Regions from separate parts of the Homo sapiens genome. Here regions 1 and 3 are each linked to region 2. The links are chromatin loops, found by intact Hi-C in ENCODE. Cell type or tissue: OCI-LY7. All regions are shown on one strand. Each heading gives the region's core, and the rest is flanking DNA. Links, peaks and the distances in the headings are about the cores only. Region 1 overlaps ANKRD17-DT (ANKRD17 divergent transcript). Region 2 overlaps RASSF6 (Ras association domain family member 6). Region 3 overlaps ANKRD17-DT (ANKRD17 divergent transcript).

What was found. Hi-C counts contacts between places; a loop is a spot of excess contacts. Peaks named below come from ENCODE experiments on the same cell type or tissue, not always from the same donor. Only the 100,000 strongest peaks of a DNase experiment are listed, where the experiment ranks them.
Region 1: it touches region 2 in a loop (6-fold over the local background); 11 of 110 quality-filtered maps call a loop at or near these places.
Region 3: it touches region 2 in a loop (3-fold over the local background); 8 of 110 quality-filtered maps call a loop at or near these places.

What each region holds. Positions count from the first base shown.
Region 1 is chr4:73,336,855-73,345,223 of GRCh38, reverse strand. All of the region lies in intron 3 of ANKRD17-DT (ANKRD17 divergent transcript), which reads right to left. Among named protein-coding and RNA genes, the nearest start is that of ALB, 63 kb to the left of the region's middle. RefSeq lists enhancers at 1,417-1,918, 5,137-5,636, 5,637-6,138. In OCI-LY7, for the core only: CTCF peaks have their summits at 3,451 and 3,653 (motif pointing left); a DNase peak (open chromatin) is centred at 3,663.
Region 2 is chr4:73,569,704-73,578,072 of GRCh38, reverse strand. RASSF6 (Ras association domain family member 6) reads left to right here. Exons shown (of 11, transcript NM_177532.5): 9 at 1,342-1,460; 10 at 1,566-1,663; 11 at 1,763-6,523. The coding sequence ends at 1,838. Among named protein-coding and RNA genes, the nearest start is that of RASSF6, 47 kb to the left of the region's middle. In OCI-LY7, for the core only: CTCF peaks have their summits at 3,997 and 4,197 (motif pointing left); a DNase peak (open chromatin) is centred at 4,172; H3K27ac peaks cover 3,696 bases.
Region 3 is chr4:73,307,563-73,315,931 of GRCh38, reverse strand. The region is part of intron 3 of ANKRD17-DT (ANKRD17 divergent transcript); the gene reads right to left. Among named protein-coding and RNA genes, the nearest start is that of ANKRD17-DT, 53 kb to the right of the region's middle. In OCI-LY7, for the core only: CTCF peaks have their summits at 4,275 (motif pointing left), 7,303 and 7,515; DNase peaks (open chromatin) are centred at 4,281 and 7,481.

The DNA of each region.
Region 1 (8,369 bases), core at 209-8,208, 230 kb after region 2:
ATTCCAAGAATATATCATTTGGATCATATTGGTTAGTTCTTAAGTTACTGTCTCTCTGATCTAAACCCATCCTTCTTTTCTTTATTTTGTAAAGTTGGGACAGAAACTTTGAGAATTGCGTTTCCCCTTTGTCAGTTAATTCCTGTTAAAATCTGCCAAAGACAGCTGCAGAAGAAGATTATAAAGCAGGAGGAAGACCAATATATTTTAGAAAGAAATAATATGGATAACAGCAGCAGTAGATAAACTGGGAAAAAAAAGAGGCAACAGAGAAATTCATTAAACAAATAAAATAAATCTTTAAAAATATTAATAAAATTTGAAAACTTCTGGCACAATTGATCAAGAAAAAAAGAGAAGCCACAAAAAAAATTGAACTGAATAAAAGGAATAGAGAAGTAGAGCTACAACAGAAATGAAGAAAGAATACTGAGGGTTTCTGCCTCAAGGAATGGCAGATAATTTATCTCTTATGAATACTCTGACTCCCAGTGGAAAATGGAATAGAGACAAAGTAGAAATGTGGGATTATTGGAACATATAATAAAGAAAACTTCCAACATAAACAAAATGGATTAGTATAATGAATCGTGAAAGAAGTCGGAACTTAAACATTGGAGGACAGAACACTACCATAGCTGCAGGTATTTCTGGGATGGCAAAATAAGGCTAGTTCTGGGAATATATAAAGAAAATGGAAATTGGAACCAAATGCTTCTTCAACATAAAAAGCCATTGCTAGGGTGAAGCTGACACAAACAGCCAGCTAACAGAAAGGAGCAAACAAAATTGGAAAATATTCAAAATACATAATGCATAGTGATAGTGCAAGTGTGTGCCAAACGTGCCCTCATACACTGTTTATGGTAATATTAATAGTATACAACCTTTCTGAAGGCAATGTGGCAATATGTTTCAATACCATAAAAATGTACATACTGTTTCATAAGGTGATCCACATTTGGTAGTTTGTTTAAAGACAAGATTCAGAGATGTGCCTCAAAATTTGCATTCCTAATGGTAATAAAATACATTCAACATGGGAATAGAGACCAAACAATTAAGCTGAGCAAGGATTATGCCCAAATCACCTCCTCCAGGAAGCCTTTCAGACAATCTATAAGGTGAAGTAGCTACCTCATCTGTGAGCTCCCATTGTCCCCTGCACTTCCCCCTAATTCACCACGCTTACAGTAGGCCATAAGGTGATGGTTTGATTATTTCTCTTATCCCCATCTGATGGTGTCTTTATCTCTGTATCTTCAGCACCTGCTCAAAGAAGGATTCAATAAATATTAATTGAATAAATTAAAGAAAAAAATAGGAAGAAAGGATACTTTTCATGAAAAAGGCATTGATCTGTAGACATGACAAATATGTGTAGGGATAAATTCATATTTCTTTTAATTAAAAAAAATCAATAGCCGAGTCTTCCACTTTATGAACAACGTAAGGCCTGTGCTGAGTTTCTTTCATTCACTTCGCCAGATCCACACCACACCCTTCTCCACCCTGGTCTGTGCTACAGGAAACTGACCTGCATGGACCGTGTCTACTGAATCCCTTGCCCTCTAGGTTCCATGAGGTTCTGTCAGTGGGAAGCCTGGTGGCAGATTGGGGTTGATAGGAGAATGAGGTAAGACTGTTAATTTCCTTGCTCCCTGCCTGCTGGGTCATTGTGAATCATTTGGTCTCTCTTTGGGAAGCTTCAGCTCTGGTTGGGCAGTTATCTCCAAACAGCCACCCACTCTGTGTTACAGTATCTGCTCTCTCCCCTTGCTTCTTCAGGCCTAGAAATAATACGGTCTCTCAGGCTGGGTGCAGTGGCTTACACCTGTAATCCCAGTACTTTGGGAGACCGAGGCAGACAGATCACTAGGTCAGGAGTTCGAAACCAGCCTGGCCAGCATGGTGAAACCTCATCTATACTAAAAGTACAAAAATTAGCCAGGCATGGTGGCACATGCCTGTAATCCCAGCTACTTGGGAGGCTGAGGCAGGAGAATTGTTTGACCCCGGGAGGCGGAGGTTGCAGTGAGCCGATATCGAACAACTGCCCTCCAGCCTGAGTGACAGAGTGAGACTTCTTCTCAAAAAAAAAAAAAAAAAAAAAAAAAGAAAAGAAAACAAAAAAGAAAAGAAAAGAAACGAAAAGAAAAGAAATAATACTGTCTCTCCATCTTGCTAGATCTGGCATAGTTGGGTTTTCTAAACTCTGCCTGCAGGTTTGTAAAAAAGTCCTCTTCTCAAATTACCTGGTTCGAATGGGCCCTCGGATTCTTGCCAGAACCCTGACTATTAAAAGGCCTTCATTCACAATTCTGAATAAGATCTTGAAAAGGGGACAAATTTTATGGTTGACCTTAGTATCCTCTAGTGTTTTTTTAATCCAAAGATATAATGATGAATATCAATAGGATCCTTTAAGGCAGTGTTAATTAGCAGAAATGTGCTAACAGTTTTACTATGGGCAAGCATTAATGCTTTTTAAAATCAATAATATAAACTATAGTTAGAAAATAGCATAAAACAAGCTGTTTCATAGCAGAAAAAAAGCTGTAAACCAGGAAAAACATTATCAGTTTTCTCTCCAAAGCAACGATGCAATTTAATCTTAAAATTCTAAAGAACAATAAATATTAAGAATCACTAGACAATAGGTGTCTCCATTATGCTATCCATTTTTATGTCCTATACTTTCAGTGTTTAGAACAGCACCTTGTACATGAGGACTGAGAAACTACTTATTCAACTAACTAATCAGGAAGCATACTGTAAACAAAACATAAAATATCATCTGTATAAAAAGGAAGATTTTACACTGAGAATATGAAGTGACAGTCTGGTTATTAATAAAGACATAAGTGACCAAAAGATCTAGAAAATAGTAAATACCCATAAATAAATACATAAAAATGATTGATATGTACATAGACTAAAACTATTGGACTTGTATGAAAACAGTAGATACCATTTGTTAAGTGAATACATCTATTAAGTACTTCACATATACTATTAATAGCTTCAATGCGCACATTCCTGTTACGTGGAGGTAATTAAGGAAGGCCTAGGAGGGGGTGATAGCTGTGTTAACCCAGAAAGAAGGAACAGGAATTGTCCAAGAAGATGAAAGGAGAAAGAAAGTTCCAGGTAGAACACCAACTTGTGCAAAATCACAGAGACAAGAGAGAAGGATGCATTTCAGGAACTTCAGACATTTCAGTCCTGAAGAAGGGGTGAAAGTTGCCAGGAGACAAAGCAGGATTTTATCATGAAGACCATGGGAAGCCATTATTTCTACATAGAAATATCATTATCTAACATTTGTTTTAGGCAAGTGTATGGCAAAGCAGTGTAAAGATGATTGTTATTAAGACTAAAATGAATAATAAGGGCAAGTAATAAATATACTGTAAAGCACAGACACTCGTTCTTATCTTTCTTAGGTTTTTGCTACGCTGCTTTTTGCACCCCTGCATTATTATACCAGTCTACATTCTAAGAAAAGTCACCTTTGGCTTTGTGCCCCCCAGTCAGCTGTTCAGTCTGTCCGGCAGATCCCCATTGGCGTTTATACCAACCAAATCTTTTGGAGTTGTACATCCTTTGCCTAATGCCCTAACAAGGCTCTACAGCACTCACTGGGACAAGAGCACCACCTTGTGTTGCATCACTGATTGTTCACAATTCTCAACATGCTTTGTTTTTGCTTGAGCTAGAGCTACTTGTGGCTGAGGCCTTTGAAGCTTCCTCCCAGGAGTAGCATAGAATAGAAAATTGTTAACAAATATTTTTCCAAATATAAAAAAAATGGAGCCCAAGCCCTTTTTTCAATACAGTAATAGTGCCAATGCCTAACATTAGTATATTGGTTACTACATGCTGGAAAATGCTTAGCTTATGTCCTCTGAACTCTTGCTATTTACTATTGTTTTTAACAGATTTATGCTTTAAAAAATGTTTTTAATACAACTCAAATTATGCTCTAGGAGCTAAAAGTCAGTTAAATGTAAACTTACCCTGTTCTGTCTTATAGAATCCCACAGTCAGTAAGTTTTTTAAAAGGATTCCAAGGAGTTCTTAGAAAGTACATTCCTTGATGTCTGCAAGCCTTTGCAAGCAGATCAACTATTTAAACTATTTTAAAAGAATTACTGTAGAAAGAAGTTTTCTTAAATTCCTGGAGAAGGAACATGCATAGATTCTTTCTGCCTCCTCCTCATTACACCACTCCACAGGCAGTTTTGCCTTACTTTTCTATTGTTCTGGCTTTATTTCTTTCTCATATTTATTGCAAAATAAGCTCCAAATAAGTAGAAGTTTATTAGTATTTTCTTAGAGCAGAAGCCAATATACCACCACTAAAAACACCACTGAACACACATGATGAACATGCAATACAAATTGAAAAGTCCATTAATGTATTATTGTTCCCATTTCAAGATGGGAAACTGAAGCTGAGGGAGGATTATAGAAGTTCATACATCTAGTAAGTGGTACAGTCATTTCAAATCCAGGTCTCTTGGACTCAGCACTTGTGACCAAAACCATTATGCTTTATTGTCTCTAACCATAGCATTCCAAATCATAAGCACATATTAATACCAAACATCTGTTAAGTATAATCCAAACAAATTATGTGCAAATGTCAAAACTGATACAAATTTGGAAAAAAGTTGATCATTCAAAACTTACTGCAAAACTACAGTAACCAAGGTGGCTGGCAAGATGGCCAGCTAAGAACAGCTCCAGTCTGCAGCTCCCAGAAAGATCAATGCAGAAAGTGGGTGATTTCTGCATTTCCAACTGAGGTACCCAGCTCATCTCATTGGGACTAGTTAAACAGTGGGTGCAGCCCACGGAGGGCGAGCTGAAGCAGGGTGGGCCGTCGCCTCACCTGGGAAGTGCAAGGGGTCAGAGAACTCCCTTGGAACTGGGTAACAGGCAGAGGCTGGAACAGTTTGGAGGACTCAGAAGACAGAAAAGTGTGGGAAAGTTTGAAACTCCTAGAGATTTGTTGAATGGCTTTGACAAAAATGCTGATGATGATATGAACAGTAAGGTCCAGGCTGAGTTGGTTGCAGATGGAGATGAGGAACTTATTGGAAACTGGAGCAAAAGTGACTCTCGTTAGGTTTTAGCAAAGAGACTGGCGGAATTTTGCCCCTGCCCTAGAGATTTGTGGGACTTTGAACTTGAGACAGATGATTTAGAGTATCTTGCAGAATAAATTTCTAAGCAGCATAGCATTCTACAGATGACTTGGATGCTGTTAGAAGCATTCAGTTTTAAAAGGGAAACAGAGCTTAAAAGTTTGAAAAATTTGCAGCCTAACAATGCAATAGAAAAGAAAATCTCATTTTCTGAGGAGAAATTCAAGCCAGCTGCAGAAATTTGCATAAGTAACGAGAAGCCAAATATTAATCTCCAAGACAATGGGGAGAATGTCTCCAGGGCATGTCAGAGACCTTTGCAGGAGCTTCTCCCATCACAGACCTGGAGGTTTAGGAGGAAAAAAATGGTTTCATGGGCAGGGCCCAGGGTCCCTGTGCTACGTGTAGTCTAGGGACTTGGTGCCCTGCGTCCCAGCTGCTCCAGTCATGGCTGAAATGGCCAACACAGAGCTCGAGCCATGTCTTCAGAGGGTGCAAGCCCCAAGCATTAGCAGCCTCCACATGCTGCTGAGCCTGCAGGTTCACAGAAGTCAAGAATTGGGGTTTGGGAACCTCCGCCTAGATTTCAGAAGATGTATGGGAATGCCTGAATGGCCAGGCAGAAGTTTGCTGCAGGGACAGGGCTCTCATGGAGAACCTCTGCTAGGACAGTGCAGAAGGGAAATGTGGGGTTGGCTCTCTGCGTGGGGTTGGGCCCTCTTGCATCAGTGTGACCTGGATGTGAGACCTGGAGTCAAAGGAGATTATTTTGGAGCTTTAAAATTTGACTGCCCCACTGGATTTTGGACTTGCATGGGCCCTGTAACTGTTTTGTTTTGGCCAATTTCTCCCATTTGGAACAACTGTATTTACCCAATACCTGTACCCCCATTGTATCTAGGAAGTAACTAGCTTGCTTTTGATTTTACAGGCTCATAGGCAGAAGGGACTTGTCTTGTCTCAGATGAGACTTTTTACTGTGGACTTCTGGGTTAATGCTAAAATGAGTTAAGACTTTGGGGGACTGTTGGGAAGGCGTGATTAGTTTTGAAATGTGAGGACATGAGATTTGGAGGGGCCAGGGGTGGAATGATATGGTTTGGCTCTGTGTCCCCACCCAAATCTCATCTTGAATTGTAATCCCATAATTCCCACATGCGGTGAGAGGGACCCAGTGGAAGATAATTTGAATCATGGGGGCAGTTTCTCCCATACTGTTCTTGTGGTAGGTTAATAAGTCTCATGAGATCTGATGGTTTTATCAGGATTTCCCCTTTTACATCTTTGTCATTTTTCTCTTGCCGCCACCATGTAAGAAGTGCCTTTTATCCCTCGCCATGATTCTGAGGCCTCCCCAGCCATGTGGAACTGTAAGTTCCTAATTAAACCTCTTTTTCTTCCCAGTCTCAGGTATGTCTTTATCAGCAGCATGAAAATGGACTAATACAATAGCCCAATTTAAAAATGGGCAAAGGAAGTGAATAGATAGTTCTCCAAAAAGGATATACAAATGGTCAATAAGCACTTGAAAAGATGATCAACATTATTAGCCACCAGGGAAATGAAAATCAAAACCACCAGATGTCATTTCACACCCAATAAGATGACTACCTGAAAAAAGATAGACAATAACAAATGTTAGCAAGAATGTGGAGATATTCAAATTCTCATATATTGCTCATGGGACTGTAAAATGGTGGTAGCCACTTTGGAAAATAGTCTGACAGTTTCTCAAAGGGTTAAACAGAGTTACCACATGATCCAGCAATTCCACTCCTAGGTATATACCCAAGAAAAATAAAAACGTATCTACACAAAAACGCACACACAAATGTTCATAGCAGCAGTATTCATAATAGCATAAAAGAGAAACCACCCAAATGTCCATCAATTGATGAACGGATAAACAAAATGTAGTATATTTATACAATGAAATATTGTTTAATAATAAAAAGAAATGAAGTAATGATACATGCCACTACATGCATAAACCTTGAAAACACGTTAAGTGAAAAACCTATCACAAAGGACCACATATTCCATGATTTCATTTATATGAATTTTCAAGAGTGGGAAAATTACAGAAAGTAGATTGGCAGTTGCCTGATGCTGGAGAGGAAAAGGAGATTGTAGGGTGATGGCTAGGGAATGTGGGTTTTTTGGAGGGGGTAATGACAATGTACTAAAATTGTGTTGATGGATGCATAACTCTGTGAATATACTAAAAACCCTTGAATTGTACACTTTAAGTGGGTGAATCATATGGCATGTGAATTATATCTTTAAAAACCATAATAAATTTACTTGTGATGGTCATTCAGGAATATTTTACTTTGCACACAGAAGCACAGGGGCATGTGATGATGCCGAGACAAAATCTTAGGTCAGACATAAATATGAAAACTGCAAGTCTCTAAAGCCTCATGTAGCTGCTCCTCAGAAACATATTTAAGACATAATTGGTTTCAAAAACAAGAAAGTTAGTGAACAAACAAAAGAAAAGCATATAAAGTAGTAAAACTGCTGCAAAGATTACCTTGATGATATTAAAGACATAAGTTCATGGGAATAAGTCACTGCCATAGGCAAAGAGAACTTACTTTCAGGTTCTCTTTGCTACAGTGAGCAGAGAGAAAAATGAATCAATGTTCTTGTGCCATAAATGAAGTATGGATAAACTTAGACACTTTTTAGCTTCTTTAACCAGGCTTAAAATGACAAAAAGCAATATATAGTCAAAACATTACTTCTGGAGAAGCCCTACTCTTGAATTTATCTTTGGAAATTAAGAATTGCCAAGGAATATTGCCATTTGGGGGTAGGCATGCAATATTGTAATAATTAATTTCTTTTGAAAAATATCCATTTTTACTTAGAAGAACCATTCAGTAATTCAAGGCAGAAATTTCTTTTTAATATTTAATTTTAATTTTTGTGGGTACATAGTAAGTGTATACAATTATGGGGTACATGAGATGTTTTAATGCAGGCATGCAATGTTTAATAATCACATCATGTAAAATGGGGTATCCATCCCCTCAAGAATTTATCCTTTGTGTTATAAACAATCCAATTATATTCTTTTTATTATTTTTAATGTACTATCGAGTTATTATTGACTATAAAAAGTGACCCTATTGTGCTATCGATTACTAGGTCTAACTCTTTCTATTTTTTCTGTACCCATTAACCATTGTCCCCAGCCCCCCACTACTT
Region 2 (8,369 bases), core at 40-8,039:
AATTTTGCATATATCCATAACTGCAGATAATAATAACTAGGTCAGAAGAGAGCATATGGCTCCTGTTTGGGCAGTAATCTGGAAAACAGAGATAGGTGGGTTTTAACTTTATATCTACAAAGCCCATTACAGTGTATCTCACACTGTAGTTCATTTCAGATTACCTATAGAGTTCACTTAAAATACAGATTCCCAAGTCCTTCCAGATCAGGGGACAACTCTAGGAATATGCATTTTTAATAATCATCATCATAATTTTTTAATCATTATTTTTAATAATCATCCCATAAAGCAGAATCATGAAGCAAGAGGATGCTAAGCCAAGTTAACATTGGACCTGAAGGTCAAAAGAGGATTCTGGTGGGTGGATGAGAGGAGCTAAGTTGTCAAGGCTCCCAACTGCTTCAGAAATGGCAGAGGAATTAGAACAGTAAACACTGACACTATGTGAACAGGAATGGGTAATATCACTTTAATTGTGGGGAGGCTGGGCTTTTGAGTTCTAGACTCTCTCTTGACTCTTTTCCTGGGATAAGTCCAGCTCAGGGAATGAGAACAGTTCTCACTGTTCTGAAGAAAGTAAGCAAGGTGAAGGAGAGAATGAGGAAATAAGATGAATATAAGGACACTATGTTTTGTTCATGCTTTATTCTGATAAAAATGAAATCCCAGATGTGAAACTACTTTGACAGAAAGCTATAAGTACTTTTGTAGCAGGAGTATTTATATTATAACTTTTGGAAATTTGAAGTTCTGGAAACACACCAGATTGGAAGATATTTTCTTTCTCTATCTCATTTTCATGGCTGAATGGATTAAGCCCAGATGAATGAATAATAAGAATATTATTGATCTCAAAAACCTCATGAATATATTTTTAAAGATGAGCCAAGAATTGGGTGTGGAGCGAGACAAAGGAAGAATTGAAAATAATTACATGGTTTTGGACCTGAAGAACCAGAAAGATGGAATTACATCAACTCAACTTGGAAAGAACCAATAAATATTTGTTGTATGGATGAAGGAATGGTGGAATGAAACCTAAATAATTATTGAGGCATATTGCTTTATAAAAGGCCTATCAGACCGGAGATTTGTTTGAACACTCTAATCAAAGGAAGGCTGAGTTCTTTGAGACATTAATCAAAACTTGAGATACAGTAAGAGAAAGAAGTTCATTTAAGTTTTAATTTCAATTTGCTTTTTTGAGTAATTGCCTCCTGTTGCAGGTGTTATTTTTTTCAAAGTGAGTTAAATACGAAAAATAAATTGGAAAATTATCTTCCTTCTTTTCCTGCAGCATGAACTTCTGATTGTGGTTGATTCTTGTTTTCACTGCAGAACAAAGACGACTAAAGAAGACAGACATTCCGCTACTGCAGAGGCTCCTACAGGGACCTTCTGAAAAGAATGCTCGCATTTTCCTCATGGATAAAGATGCAGAAGAAATTAGCAGTGATGTATGAATACCATCACCCTGAATCTGTTTTTTGCTTCCCTCCTGACTCAGCACCTCTTGCATAATTGTTCTGCTTTCTTTTTTTTTTCTTCTTCTTCTTTCTTAGGTGGCTCAGTACATTAACTTTCACTTTTCTCTCTTGGAATCCATTCTTCAAAGATTAAATGAAGAAGAGAAAAGAGAGATTCAAAGAATAGTAACAAAGTAAGTCAAGAGCATGCACATTGGATACTCCGTTCTTTAATATGTCCAATGCACAAAATATGTCCAATTTTTAATAGTCTTTCTTCTTCTCATTTTCAGATTCAATAAAGAAAAGGCGATTATACTGAAATGTCTTCAAAATAAACTAGTAATAAAAACAGAGACAACAGTTTAGCAGTACAAGCTTCTATTGCTAAAACATTTCAAAAAACTCAGAGATATTACTCTTTGATGAATGCATAAGTTCTGTACTTGCATTTATACGAACATATATGAGACTTGAATCGTAGAAAATTGAATGTCAAAAAAAGCTCATTTCTTTTTGAAGTGATGAGGTTAATTAGGGTTCACAGTTGGACAAAATGAGTTTGAGTTTAGTTTCAGTAACTGAAATAAGCTTGAATACTGCATATGCCAAATAGCTTTTATAGTAAACCATGTAATGAACTCAAATTTAAATGGTGTCTTCAGATAAGCAGTTTAAACTTCATTTAGCTTGGACTCTCAAGAGAACTGAAACATAATCAATGGATTCAGAAATGACTCAGAAAAAAGAAGCTGCCAGTTCTTGGAATGAAAAAGAAATACAGTCTTACACCATCAAGGAATCTACCTGATAGTGACAGTAGCTTCTTGAAAACTCTGGCATTTTCATAAAATCTAGGACTATCTTAAATGGCCTGTTGACTTCTGACTATCTGTAACATCAGAGCTGTCTGGCCTTTGGAAAGGAAAAATTATGGACTCTGTTAAGAAATCCTAATTGAAATTTTCTGAACCTCCCCCCAGCCCTTTTATTCTCTCTCTTCTGCTGATGAAAGACCTTTCATCAGTTCAAAGCTTTTCTTAAGCTCTTTTTTAAGTTAATTGAACTTTTTCTTTATTTATTTTTCAAAAAAATGTTTATATCACATAGACATATTACATCGGCTAAAGTAAGACTTGGCCCACAAATACCTATTTGTTGCTGAATGAATACAATGGATAAAGCAAGGCTGTTGTAGCTGAAGTTACATAGGGAATCCCAAACTCTGCCCTCTTAGCATCTTATTCTACATGACAACTCTCAAGGTACTCACAGATCTGTTTAACCCACTTGAAAAAAAAACACTAAAAATGAAGAAATGCTATAAGTATAAACTATGATTTTATTTATAAATTCTGTATTAAAATGGAATTATATGCAACATTCTTTCATTCTGTAAACTAATTCCATTTGCATTCCTCATAAGCATTGTAGTAAATTGATCATATTACATGTACTAAGGAATGAGATTATATGCAGTAAACCCAACTGGAAGATTAACAATATTAAAATATGAAACATTTTTAAGACAAAGGCATTACTTCTCAGTATTACCAAACCTAAACTGGTTGAAGGTGAAAGTGTGCTATGGCCTTTTCAAGCCTAAGAAGTCTCTCTTACTGAGTAAACCAGAGGCTTGCATCGCTATTCTTTCACCTGTCAATATTAATAAGAAAATAGTCTCATCTCACTTAAATGAGGCAAATGTAATAGTTAAAATTCAACATACTTATAAAAAACTAGTGTCATGTACCTGCCATGAACATGACAAAAGGTTAGTCTTCAATAGACTGAAATGTATAAGAGAAGAACCAAGTCTTACATAGAAAAAAAAGGTAGATATGAAAAGAAAAATCACAGAAGAGAGAATGCAAATGGCCACTAAGTATATGAAAAAAGTCGTATCTTAACAGTGAACAACTGTGTTAGTCTGTATCAATCAGAAGACAGAAACAAGGTAGTAATTTAAACAGGGAAAGTTTAATATAAATAATAATTAAGCTATGATAGGAGAATAATAATAAAGATGAAAAGAGAAGGTACCCTAAGGCTGAGGGAAAGAATCCTAACAAGGAAAGGCAGGAATGAGGGTTTCAGAATTCACTGGAGAAGGTGTGGTTGCAGCCCACTGGAGAGAAGTTTGCTGGCTTGCCCAGGCCAGAGCAGGACCACAGATACTGGACAAGCTGGTACAGCCAACCCCCTAGGTGTGGACCAGCTGAGGCAGGTGGGCAGATATGCAGAGGGACTTGGGGCTTTGCCAAAGGGTAAGCACAAAGAAGGAGTCACGGGTTCTGTTCGAGGCACTGTTGGGATTAGGAGCCGGAGGGACCTACTTTGCAGGAACCTAGCATAACTTTGTGTGACGAGACTGCACAAGACAAAGCTCAGGCAAGTGGCTCAGTAGTTGGCCAGCCCAGCAGGGTCCTCTGTATGAGTGTGCACCCAGCTGAAGAGAAGAAATGGAGAGCAGCAATTGGAGCTTCAGGACCGGCTTGCACTGTGGCTCCAGGTTATACCACCACTGCCCAAAGCAAAAGCTAGAGAAGCAAGTGGAGAAATGCTGGAGAAAGCTGCACCCTACAGGCAACCAGCACTGCAGAAACCACTCCAGGCAAAGTAGTGAAGGAAAAAAGCCTGCTCTCCAGTAGCCTGGCCTGTCAGCCTGGAGGAATCAGGAAAGACCCCTTCCTCTTGCAGTGTGTCTCCAGCGCCCTCTACTGACAAAGTATGCCATCATGCAAGCTGCAAAGGAAACATTTCAAGAGTCTATATCTATTTTCACGGAGCGGGCAACCAACAGTGAATGTGGAGCTGAGAGACAGTAAAATAATAACTGACATGCCACCGAAGTACAAAGTAAAATAAATAAATAAATACACATTTTGGCCTATTAGCAAAGATTAAGAAATGATAACATTAAATACTCAATAAATCACCATGAGATGGGGACTCAAACTTCTGGTAAAAATACAAATAGATATAATTTTTCTTGAAGGCAATTTAGTAGTCTGTTTATCCTATAATTCTACTTGTAAGATCCTATCATATGAAAATAACCAGAGATACAAAGACATTCTGCAAAGATATGTTTTATATTGTTATTTATTGTGACAAAAGGAAATAAAAAGCCTAAATGTTCAGAAAATTATTTTAAAAGATGAAAGAGGGAAATAGGCCATGGACGGTGGCTCACGCCTGTAATCCCAGCACTTTAGGAGGCCAAGGTAGGTGGATCACTTGAGGTTGGGATTTCGAGACCAGCCTGGCCAACATGGTGAAACCCTGCCTCTACTAAAAATACAAAAAATGAGCCGGGTGCAATGGCAGGCACCTATAATGCCAGCTACTCGGGAGGCTGAGGCAGGAGAATCGCTTGAACCCGGGAGGCGGAGGTTGCATGAGCCGAGATGGCGCCACTGCTCTCCAGCCTGGACGACAGAGCAAGACTCCGTCTCTAAAAAAAAAAAAAGAGGGAAATAAACATTTATTTGTATATTGTTATGTAGCCATTAAAATTCTGTTTCCAAGTAATTTTAATTACAGGGGTAAATTCTTATATATCTAAATAAGAATATACACATACACATGTTCCAAAATATTTATTATGTACTTAAGGCATATATATTATATATGTATGTGTGTGTATATATATATGTATTTGTGTGTGTGAACACTAATATTTGCATATATATACACACAAGAAATAAAAACATGTTAAAAATGGCTATATCTGCATTGTAGAATTATGAGTGATTCATGTTTTTCTAACTTCCCTATCTGTATTAAGTGTTCTATAGTTTATATTTGTTACTTTTTACATCAGGAAATAGTAAAGTTATTATTTAAAACTTATGAACAAAAAAGTAACAAGCACATGCAAGCACAGAGTTCTACCAAATGCAAAAAATTTCAAATCAATTATTCAAATGAGACATTAACATCACTTCTGTGGTAGTTTTATATCCATAAAGTCTGATTCTTCTCCTTTGAAGAGATGAAGCTTAATCTTCCTCATCCTGAAAATGGGCTGGACTTAGTGACTTACGTCTTTTTATTTTATTTTTAATTGACAAATAATAATTGTATGTATTTATGGGGTACAATATTATATTATTATATATGTATACATTATGGAATTATTAAATCAAGCTAATTAACATATCCATAACCTCTTATAATTTCTTTGTGGTGAGAACATTTAAAAATGTACTCTTTTAGCAATTAGGGACTTACTTTTAATACAGGAAAATGGAAGAGACTGTGAGACTTTGAAGTAGGTCATAAAAGTCACTGTGGCTTCCTCCTTGCTCTCTCTTGGACCACTTGCTCTGGGGGAAGTCAACTGCCATGTCCTGAGCAGCCCTGGAAAGACCTACATGATGAAGAACTGAGACCTTCTATCAAATGCCAGCAGGGAATTGAGGCCTCCTGTCAACAGCCATTTTAGAAGTAGATCTTCCAGCCTCAGTCAAGCCTTCAGATGACTGCAGCCCTGTCTAATAGCTTGACCGTAATTTCATGAGAGACCTTCAGCCAGAAAACCCAAGGAAACCATTCTGGATTCCTCATCCTCAGAAACTGTATGAGATAAGAAGTGTTTGTTGTAGTACGCCGCTAAATTTGGGGCAATTTGTTACATAGCAATGTATAGCTCATACAATTTCTGGGAAAAAAATAGTTTATTTTCGAATCATTTTTGCATAATGCAAGAATATAAACTTGTCACAGAATAATTTATCCTTGTTTTAGGTGGTCCAAATATTTCATTGTCAGTTATATATTAGCTCAAATTAAATTTTAGATAATATATATTATTATTAATGGTAAAGAATGTGTCACATTTATCTTTATAGCTTTTCTGTACCTAATATTGTGTCTTGTGCGTAGGATGTGCTCAATAAAAATTGATTGAATAAATAAGTGAATGAAAGAATAAATGAATGAGTGAAGGAATTATCTGAAATATTTTTATAAAATTCCCCATATGTATGTATTACTTATTACAAGTCTGGTCCCATAGCTGAAAAAATATTAAACATTATATATATATATATGTTTTTCCCTGATATAGTGGTATATTTTATTATCTCTTGGCTCTACTATGAAATATTCAGTTAGGTGTCATTACTGTTTAATTTGGTTTAGGGCTATTTAGATTGGTTTTTGAAACTGAAGGGGAAAGAAGCCCCTTGCAATGCAATTGATGAAGTGATAAAGACAGCAGGTATAACTATTAGGTGGAGGCATATATATGGGAAAGAACAAGAAATAGGATGTAGTTACAGAGGGCAAAACCTTTCAATGACATTCATTTGTCTTCTAAATTAATAACATCTAATACCTATTAGATTGAGCCATTTGAAATTGCCAATATTTGACCTACAAAGGCAATGATTTCATATTGTTCAAACTAATAACAACTTATTTGCTGGGCACTACGTTTAATATTCATTACAATTCCATAAGGAAATTATTCTTTCAACCTCATGCTACAGATAAAGAAAGTAAGCCATGGAGCAGTTAGGAGATTTGCCAAGGTTTTTAGTAGAAGAAATAGGTAGGATTTAAACTTATGGCTCCAGAAGCCATACAGTTAACCACCATAATCTGTGGCTTCCCCCGAACTATGCTTCCCGAATCTGCCATTCTAAAATGTGTCCTCATTTTTAAGTGGAATAATAGTACCTACTTCATTGGACAGTTGGGGGAGTTACAAGAATAGCACATGTAAAGCCTGGCACTTTGCACATAAGAATGTGATAAATATTAGCTATGTTATAATTAAACTTCAGTATATTCCCCAACCACCATCGTAGCCTTATCTTCTACTAAGACTTACTGCCCACAGCTATGTCATTTTTGTCTTAAAACCAGCCAAACTAAATCACTCAGCCTTCCCTGAAACACTGCACACTTTAGCACATCTCTTTCTGTTGAAACATTCCCATTTTCTAGTCCCTGGTTAGGGTCCCTTCTTCCATTACCTTTCCTGGTCTCTGTAACAATGTGTGATCTCAAGCTCCTGTGTACCACAGTTTCAGTTAGCTCTGCTCTTGTGACACCAGAATTTTGAAATTTGCCTTTTATTATAATTCTTTATGTGCTTATATCTTGTATAAATGCATTAGTGATCTGGTGAAATCATATTCATATTTGTATTATTCCTTGTAGTATCTAGCACAGTGTATTGAATGCATTAGGTACTCAGCAAATGTTTATTGGATCTAATTCACTAATGCATATGAATGTGTTGAAGTCACTGAAGTGAGGAAAAATAATTAAACTCAAGGAAAGGGTATTAGAATGATAATTAATTTTTTTATAGTTCTCTAATCAAAATAATTCATTTATTTAAGCACTTAGTTTTACTTTATCTTTTATACAAAAATATCTGGAAAAATAAAAACAAGTCCAAATGATACCCATCAGTTCTTTATGTCTTTTGCAGAAAGATTTCCAAAGAAAAAAAGTACTATCACAAATAATCACTTCAAGCTCAAATTAATTTAAGTGCATTATATTGTATTGGTGCCAATACAGCATCACATATTTAGGGTAAAGATTAAAGGTGAAACCTTTAGGAAGGTAACTTTATTATGAAGCTTATGATTAGGAAGGTAACTTTATTATGAAGCTTATTTCATTCAGTTTGGCAATAAACATTTTCAGTATTGGCATAGACAAAAACTCCAAGTTGCTTTTAGGGTTTTGTTCACTGTGGAAACTTGGCAGACAATTCCCAGCTTGGTGTGAGAGCCCATCACATCTACCTGAGCCCTTTGAAAGCTGTTTGATTTCATGTTTCTGTTTCTGCTCTTGAGAAGAAGAAAGCTTGTTGTTGAGAGAGAGGGGTAATTACGGTGGGTTTTCTGAGGGTTACAATAATTAGATTTCTCT
Region 3 (8,369 bases), core at 344-8,343, 260 kb after region 2:
AGATGTCACATAAAAGATTGAGGATAAGTTCCTGCTGTTGGCAAGCCTTCAGGAGTAAAAATTGATGTTGTTGAGTCCATGCATGGCCTCCATCCCTGCAAGATTGGTATTTTTTAATGAGCCTATTAAGAAAGCAATGGTATGGTCATAGATAGAGGCTAACTGCCAGCCTCTTTGATTATTAAGAGCTTCTTCCATGGTAAAGACTTTTTGACACGCTTTCATTTGGGACAATATTCTCATATTCTGGATCCATAGGAAGACATCTATCCTTGTATTTTACTTTTCAAACTCCTTGTTTCTAAGACTCTAATCTTCCTCCTTCTAGTTCCACTAGCCAGTCACCATAAATGGGCATAGATTCTTGATTCAGGCTATGGTTTTCATAACTGGAAAATTACCTGGGATACTCAAAATTCTACCTATCAAGAGGAATTCATTTTTCATGGTCCTTAAGAGCTAACCCTGATTAGATTTGTAGGGAGGTGGTAGTCTACTTTCACCTAGTGCCAGCAAATTATGTTGACTCATCTGTTAACCAAGGTCAGAGATTTAGGTCATAGGTAACTTGCCATGAGGTCATAAATGAAGTTGAGAGAAAAATGACAACGAAGCAGAAGTAGCACACTCAGAATATGAATCATAAACACATGTATCCTTCTTGTGCCTCTAGATATTCTCCGGCTCAGTTCCACATATATTACTTCCTTTTTATAGTGGACTGCTACTAGGCATGACTAACTTGGTACTTTAATGGATAACATGTGGTTCATCATGATCAGCTCAGATCAAGTAGTTATCCAGACTAATGGTCAGGAATTTATGGTCTATAATTATGGTAATCACGCCAATTTGCCTTAGTAATTAAGTACTCTAATTTCTGTCAACCTAGGATCTTCACATTCTCACTGAAATTAAGGGTGCCCTCAAGAGGCATTCCTAATTCATTTGTTTTCTACTTTTTCTTTCTTTTTTTTTTCTTTTTTCTTTTTTTTTCTTTTTTTTGAGACAGTGTCTTGTTTTGTTGCCTAAGCTGGAAGGCAATGTCACAATCTTGGCTCACTGCAACCTCAACCTCCTGGGCTCAAGTGATCCTCCTGCCTCAGCTTCTCAAGTAGCTGAGACCACAGGTACAAGCCACCATGCCCAGCTAATTTTATATTTTTCATAGAGATGGGGGACTTGCTATGTTGCCTAGGCTGGTCTCAAACTCCTGGCCTCAAGCAATCCTCCTGCTTCGGCCTCCCAAAGTGCTGGGATTATAGGTATGAGCCACAATGCCCATGTAATGTATTTCTTGTTGTTGCTTATTGGGCAGCTACCTGAGCCACAGGTAGCTCAGAAAGACTCTCAAATTGTTTGTTTGTTTTTTAAAACAGAAACAAGGTTTTACTATATTGTCCAAACTGACCTCAAGCTCTTGGCCTCAAGTGATCCTGCTGCTTTGGCCTCCTAAAGTGCTGGGATTACAGAAGTGGGCCACTGCACCCAGACTACTGTCTAATCTATTTCTAACAGATTTGGTGAAGAGGTTATCTCTTGAACCCTCTTGAGGGATTTTATTAGGAGTGAGGAGAGCAGAATGCAAACAACAAATTAATCCACTACTTCTACCTTAAGATTTCTACCCAAGTCTTTTAACTCTTGTATTAATATCTTTTCTTCTCTAGAGCAGGTCCATTTCTGTTCATATGAGCTATGGTCTGGATTTCAGTCAACCAAACAAGAAAACAATTAAAACTACTCCCATATGTTTAAGCTAGGATATTAAAAGACTAATTTCTGACAAGGTTACCCATACTGGTAACTTCAGTTACGTCTTAAAATACATTCCTCCCTTATTTATATGTATACATTAACCAAATCTTCTTTTCATCACTGAACTAAAATAATATTTTTCTTAAACTATTTTAAAGTACAAGCTTTATCATCCTGGGGGTTATGCTATAATATCACTCCCCTAATACAAGTTCAAGCTGAGGATCTGGTTTTCATTATTGGTCTAGACATAATAAGTGTTAAGAGTAGAGCAAGAAGAGGACTGGCTTCCTCCTGCAATATGACTTCCTTACGTAAAGTTGTGACAGGGTTGTAAAGCAAGGTAAGAACAATCTCATGAGTCAAATGAAGGTAAGCGCTCCTGGAGGCAAGGGAGTCTCTATGAAGAGGAATCAGTATTTTCTGAGTCAATCAAATTAAATCCTTTCATGTATCCCATTTTAGTTTGGGGGGACACTACTCTTTCATTATCAAACTCTTACTTTCACATACTACACAAGACTGTGAATTCAGCTGAGTTTGGAATTTGGAAACCTATATAATTAAACTTTGAATTTGATCTTTGACTATCTCAACCCTGTGGCTGCAAGAAAGGAGATATTCTTTTAGCTGGTTTTCAATCTATGCCCTAAATTAGAATTTTGAGAATGTCATTCCTTTTTTATTTAGCTGTTCAGCGTCTTTAGAAACAACACCTCCAGCCCATTCCTGATACCAATTTATAAGAGTCAGGATTTTTAGCTAGAAACAAAAAATAACCAAGTTCAACTGATGAAGCAGAATAGGACATTATTACAAGGATTTGGGGGTAGTTCATAGAATCATTAGGAATCCTAGACAATTAGGGACAGGGCTTTGCACCAAAAACTATGCTCAAAATCACACCATAGAAATGATCTAATGAGAACCCCACTGTGGCCTTCACCAAACAAAAGTTGTTGCAACCTGCACTGCACACAGAACTGGCTCTGTGTACTAAATGCCACTAATAGCATAGCTTCCATTACTGATACAAAGTTTAGTCCTGCTGCAACAATCAACACAGCTGTGCAGAGTCCTCTCTTCTGATGCATTGGCTCTCAATTTCAAGCAGAGAAACAAGACCATGTGCCCACATCCTAGGTGCAAAGGAAGCTCACGAAGCAAGTATTTGGCATTTTCAGTGTTTATAGTGGAAAACAGGGTCGGCCTCCCACCATACTCATAAAATGGAAAGTTCCCAAAACATAGGCATATTAGTTGACGAGCAGCCAAAATGAATGACAAATGTCAAGTGTGATTAAAATTGTGTGCACCATATGTACCCTATTATGCATAAATTTGATCTCTAGAATTTCTAATGCAATTCTCACACACGTGCAAGACAAAAACAAAGACTTTTTTGAAGCATTGTATGTAAAAGCAAACATGTGAAAAGAAATCAAATGTCATCGGTAGAGGATTAGATAAATAGCTTGTGATATGCTAATATGATTTTTTTTATTTAGGTATTGAGAAACTGAGAGTTTTATATATGATTTTTTTTTTTTTTCTGAGGCGAAGTCTCGCTCTGTTGCCCAGGCTGGAGTGCAGTGGTGCAATCTCAGCTCACTGCAAGCTCCACCTCCTGGGTCCATGCCATCCCCCTGCCTCAGCCTCCTGAGTAGCTGGGACTACAGGCGCCCTCCACCACACCCGGTTAATTTTTTTTGAATTTATTTTTAGTAGAGACGGGGTTTCACCGTGTTAGCTAGGATGGTCTCGATCTCCTGACCTCGTGATCCGCCCGCCTCGGCCTCCCAAAGTGCTAGGATTACAGGCATGAGCCACCGCGGCCGGCTCCATATATGAATTTTTAAAAGACTGCCTTTGAAGTGCTCCCAAAGGAGAGTGAAGATAAACACAAATGTATATCATTAGGACATGTATAATGTATCAAAGCCTCAAATGGTATGGGACTGAGGTGGTACTGTTAGAAGAATCTGCCTGTGCTTGTGGAAGGGACATCACAGAGGAAAAAGATACATATGTAAGTTAGGATTTAAAAGATACACAGGAATGTATGATGTAAAAGAGGAGGGGTACATTCCAGGCAATACAAATTATGTTTTTAAAGTCACTAAAGCTTGTTATAGCACACTATTTTTCTGAAAAGTAAGTGTTTGTCATGTTTGATATTAAACAAACAGGACTTCATGGCAGTGTTGTAGCATGAGGGAGGACCTCCAGGAAGAAATTTTAAGTTTCTAGGAACTTCCCTTCAACCTCAAACTAAAGTAAAACAAAAATTAAATGAAATAGCAGATAACACTCCAATTTTTGTCCCACTTGAAACTGCTATGGTCACATTACATCATGTCACTGAAAAATCTTCCTACAAATAACAGTTATATTTGGCAAATCAAAGATAAATAATTTCTTCACAGAAAACTAGTCACTAATACTGTGGAGTTACTTTTCCACCTTAAGTAAAAAGAAAAACAAAATTTGCAAATATTGCCATCTAGTGGCTTCAAACTGAAAAAAAATTAACTATACTTTATGTGAATCATTCAACCATGTTTCCTAGGAAAAGTTTCCTTAGCAGTTCTTAAATAAACAAATATTACATTTGTGTCTCTGCTTGAAAAGAAAGGGCTCAATTTAGGCTACTAGGCTTCAAACTTTTGCTTCATCATTTACTAGCTGGATGACCACAGGCAAGTTGCTTAATCTCTGTAAAATGCACATAATAATAGTACCTACCTGCCAGAGTTGTTAAGAAGAATTAACGAGAAGATCGTAATACAGTTGTTTAGTGCAGCATGTCACTCATATTATACACCCAATGGGTAGTAATAATTATATTGCTTAAGGGGGAAAGAGTTGCAAAACGTAGGTTGTTAGATTGAAGTTTGAGTGACACAGCATTTAAAATGACAGTACTTTTGTTGGCAGTTTGGGTTAGAGCATTATACTTTTTTTTTTGAAGTAGTAGAAACATTGTAATGGTATATTGTTGCTATCTAGATAGCAGCTATCAATAACTGGTATTCTCTAATTTTGAAAGATCCTTGAATCAAATTATGATTGCGATTTACTGTTACAATATTTGTAAAGTCCAATTCATCCCTGATTTGATCTCTTAAGAAAATATACATCTTTCTATAAAAGCATATATGGAAGTGGAGGAAAAGGCAGCTTTACCAGTTGGTTAAAAAAATTGAGGCTCATATAGGATGCAAACAGTCTTAAAACTTCCTGTCATGGAGACAAGGCAGATAAAACTGGTTCTCTCTATTTATGACATTATTTGAGCTATAGTACTGCTATGACTTATTTTATTCTTCAAGACAGTCCTTGAGACTCAGTTTAACTTAATTTCACCTGTCCAGTGAAGCAGAAACAGCATGATTGTTAAAATGAATTTGACAAAAATGTCTCTTAAGATTTCCAAGGATATGATGACAAAATGTTTATGATAGCACCACTGAGAATTTGCAGTTAGGCAATCAGCAATATTCATAGTATTAATGGACTGGAATCAATCTTGGGGGAAAAAAAGCATGCCACAAAAGTCAGTCATGAACACCCCTTCTTGGATGTTTTTATCAAAAACTTGGACAAATTGAAAACTTGTTTCTTCTAAGTTGTATAATATTTTGGGTGGATAGGTTTTGTAGGCAGCCTTTAAGATGGCTCCAGTCATTCTTGCCATTCCAGTATTCACACCTTTGTGAAATCCCCTCCCCTTGTGTGTGAACTGCACCTAGGAACTCACTTCTAATCAATATAATGCAGCATGAGTGATGGGCGTCACTTCTGAAATTAGGTTACAAAAAGTCTGTGGCTTCCATCTTGCAAGTTCTTTTTTCTTCCTCTTGCTGACCAACTGTGATGTAATCTAGTTACCAAGTTGTGAACTGCCCACCTGGCAAGGAAGCAAGGGGGGACCTCTGGCCAACAGTCCGTTAGGGACTGTATCCTGCCAATAACTACATGAGAAACTCAGAAGCAGATTCTATTTCAGTCAAGTCTTCTGATGAGACTGCAGCCCAAGCCAACTGCTTTATTATATCCTGGGAAAGAACTCAAGGCAGAGGTACCCAGACAAATCAATGCCGTGGATTCCAGAACCACAATTTAGATAAAATATTTTGTATTTTAAGCCACTAAATGGTAGGGCTATTTGTTACACAGCAACAGATAACTAATACAGTTCACCAGAGGTTGGCAAATTACAACCTGTGGGCCAGATCTGGTCTGAGGCTTGTCATTGTATGGCCCTTGAGCTAAGAATGGTTTTTACAACTAAAAGAATTGTTTGTATTTTATTTAATAAAAGAAAAGGAATACTATATAAAAAAGATCCATAGCCCACAAAGCCTAACATATTTACTAGCTTTTTACAGAGAAAGTTTTATAATTCCTGCAGTAAATAATATGACCAATGACAGCCAAGATTCAAAATGATTGCCTCAACTGACTAGAATAAAGAAGTGAAGTAAATGAGATAAAACTTGGCAGTCATTAATAAAAAGTTCCATTCTTAGGTTCAAAAATTCAATCTCAGAGTTATAGGATAACGATTATGTGACAAAGATTGGCAGATTTTAGTGGATTCCAGGCTCACAAAGAACTAAAATATAATGTGATGCTTAAAATAAAAGTTAATATAATCTAACTTTGCATTAACATCCAGCTGATAAAAGAATGTTAGCTCAAGACTATCTATATGAGTCAGAGCATATGTGAAGTATTTTAACATGAATCATTTAAAAACTGTTTAGAGACAGTGGAAACGGTTTTTGTATAAGGCTCCTCAAATGTATTTCCTTAACTTATTGCAAAATGCATTTTTTTTCCATCAACTTGGTAGGTGAAACCACTGGTATCCAAAATTATGCATTTTATCGGTAGCAATCTCTGTATTTTTAAACTCAGCTCTTCCTTTGATACCTATTTGTGTTTTACAACAGGTTTATATTTTTCTTTCTTTTTGTTTTCTTTACATGTATTCCCAAAAAAGTAGGGGTAAAGGAAAGACAACCAAGGACGTGCATGTATTTGAGAATGGAGGTGGGAGGTTGGTATATTTAAGAGTGTTTTGTCCTACATATCTTCTTTAATCTCTTGAGATTTGGTCTATCTCTGTCTATTTATGTTGGCCTATGCTATACACATGTGTATATATATATATATATATATATATATATATATATCCCTGCAAATAAATCCCAGAGCTTTGAGGTAAAACTCACTGCACAATAAAATGTTTCTAGAAACAAGCAAAAAGCAGACAATCTTCACTAATTCTGAATTCACATTTTTGCATGTTATGAATGAGGAGCATAGAAACTAACCAAATGTTACAGCTTATTTGAGTTCAAAGTGTTTTGAAGGTTGACTGGAGATATGATGTACCCATAGACACAATTAGCAACATTCATTCCTTATTTCATGCCTTATTTACTGTCTCCTCACTTTTCTAGAGAGCTGCTTCAGTTTATTTTAACTTCCTAGGTCACAATTCTCTGTTGTTTACTGTTATCTCAGAGAAATTGTTCTAAATGTGTCAAGCAGAGCCTGACTCAGATTCAGTGGCTTCTTCAGCTTCCATGCCAGCCGGTAGGACAAAGAGGACTGCTGACAAAAATAGAATTTGGTGCTGAACCCTGAAAAGCAGAACTGTGGAGGCACTAATCAAGTTCCTCTGAGGAAGAGTATTTCTGCCTCAAAATGTGAAAAGTGACTGCTATTTTCATACTCTAGAGGGAGGTGCAGACTAGCACTAAACTGACTCAGTATGGTGAAAAGACAAGAGAGATTAGAAGAAAAGATGGAACACACAAAGGAGAGCAGAGAATCGCAGTGATAACGCTTCTGCTTATATTAAATCACTATTTGAGTGAAATTACTTAAATACTTAAGGTTAAAATTTAAATCTCGAATCTTTATTTGGGTAATACTCACATTTGACTTTCTTTTGTACTACAAGTCCAACACTGGTAGTCCTAAACAAAAAATTCCTTTTTTACATTTAAATCATATATCATGATACTCTATAAAAACCTTTAACCACCAAGGGTTTAGGTGGAAATCATAATGTGTTAAGCCTCTTAATTATAAGCGCCTCCATAAGAAATTTATTTCTTATAAATTTGAATTTGGTTGCTAGGAGATGCAAGGGGAAAAAAGGTTTTTTAAGTTACTCTAATAGTTTAGTAAAAAGAAACAGGAAAACAGTAAGTCAATAGATTGGTCTGCTTGTTAGAAAGAAAATTGAAAACATAGATGGCCATTGTATTTGTTGATTTATTACAAAGTAACTTAACAGAGATTATTTGAAGTCTTCAATATGTTTAGAAGATGACTCAATGCTCAATACGATTTCACTTGTCCAAGAATTGGAAAGCCACGGGTCCAGAAAATACTCTTTTGGGCATGAGATATATAGTTATGTGGCTATTGCATCTTCATTTTAAATGAGTTTTCTCAGCTACCATGTACTAGCCATAACAGATTCATGGGCCAATTAGAGATGAAATACTTCCAAAATTACTATTGCTTAATGTCTATTTTATCATTCAATTATTATTACAAATATGCTATTATTTGTATTAATTTATATT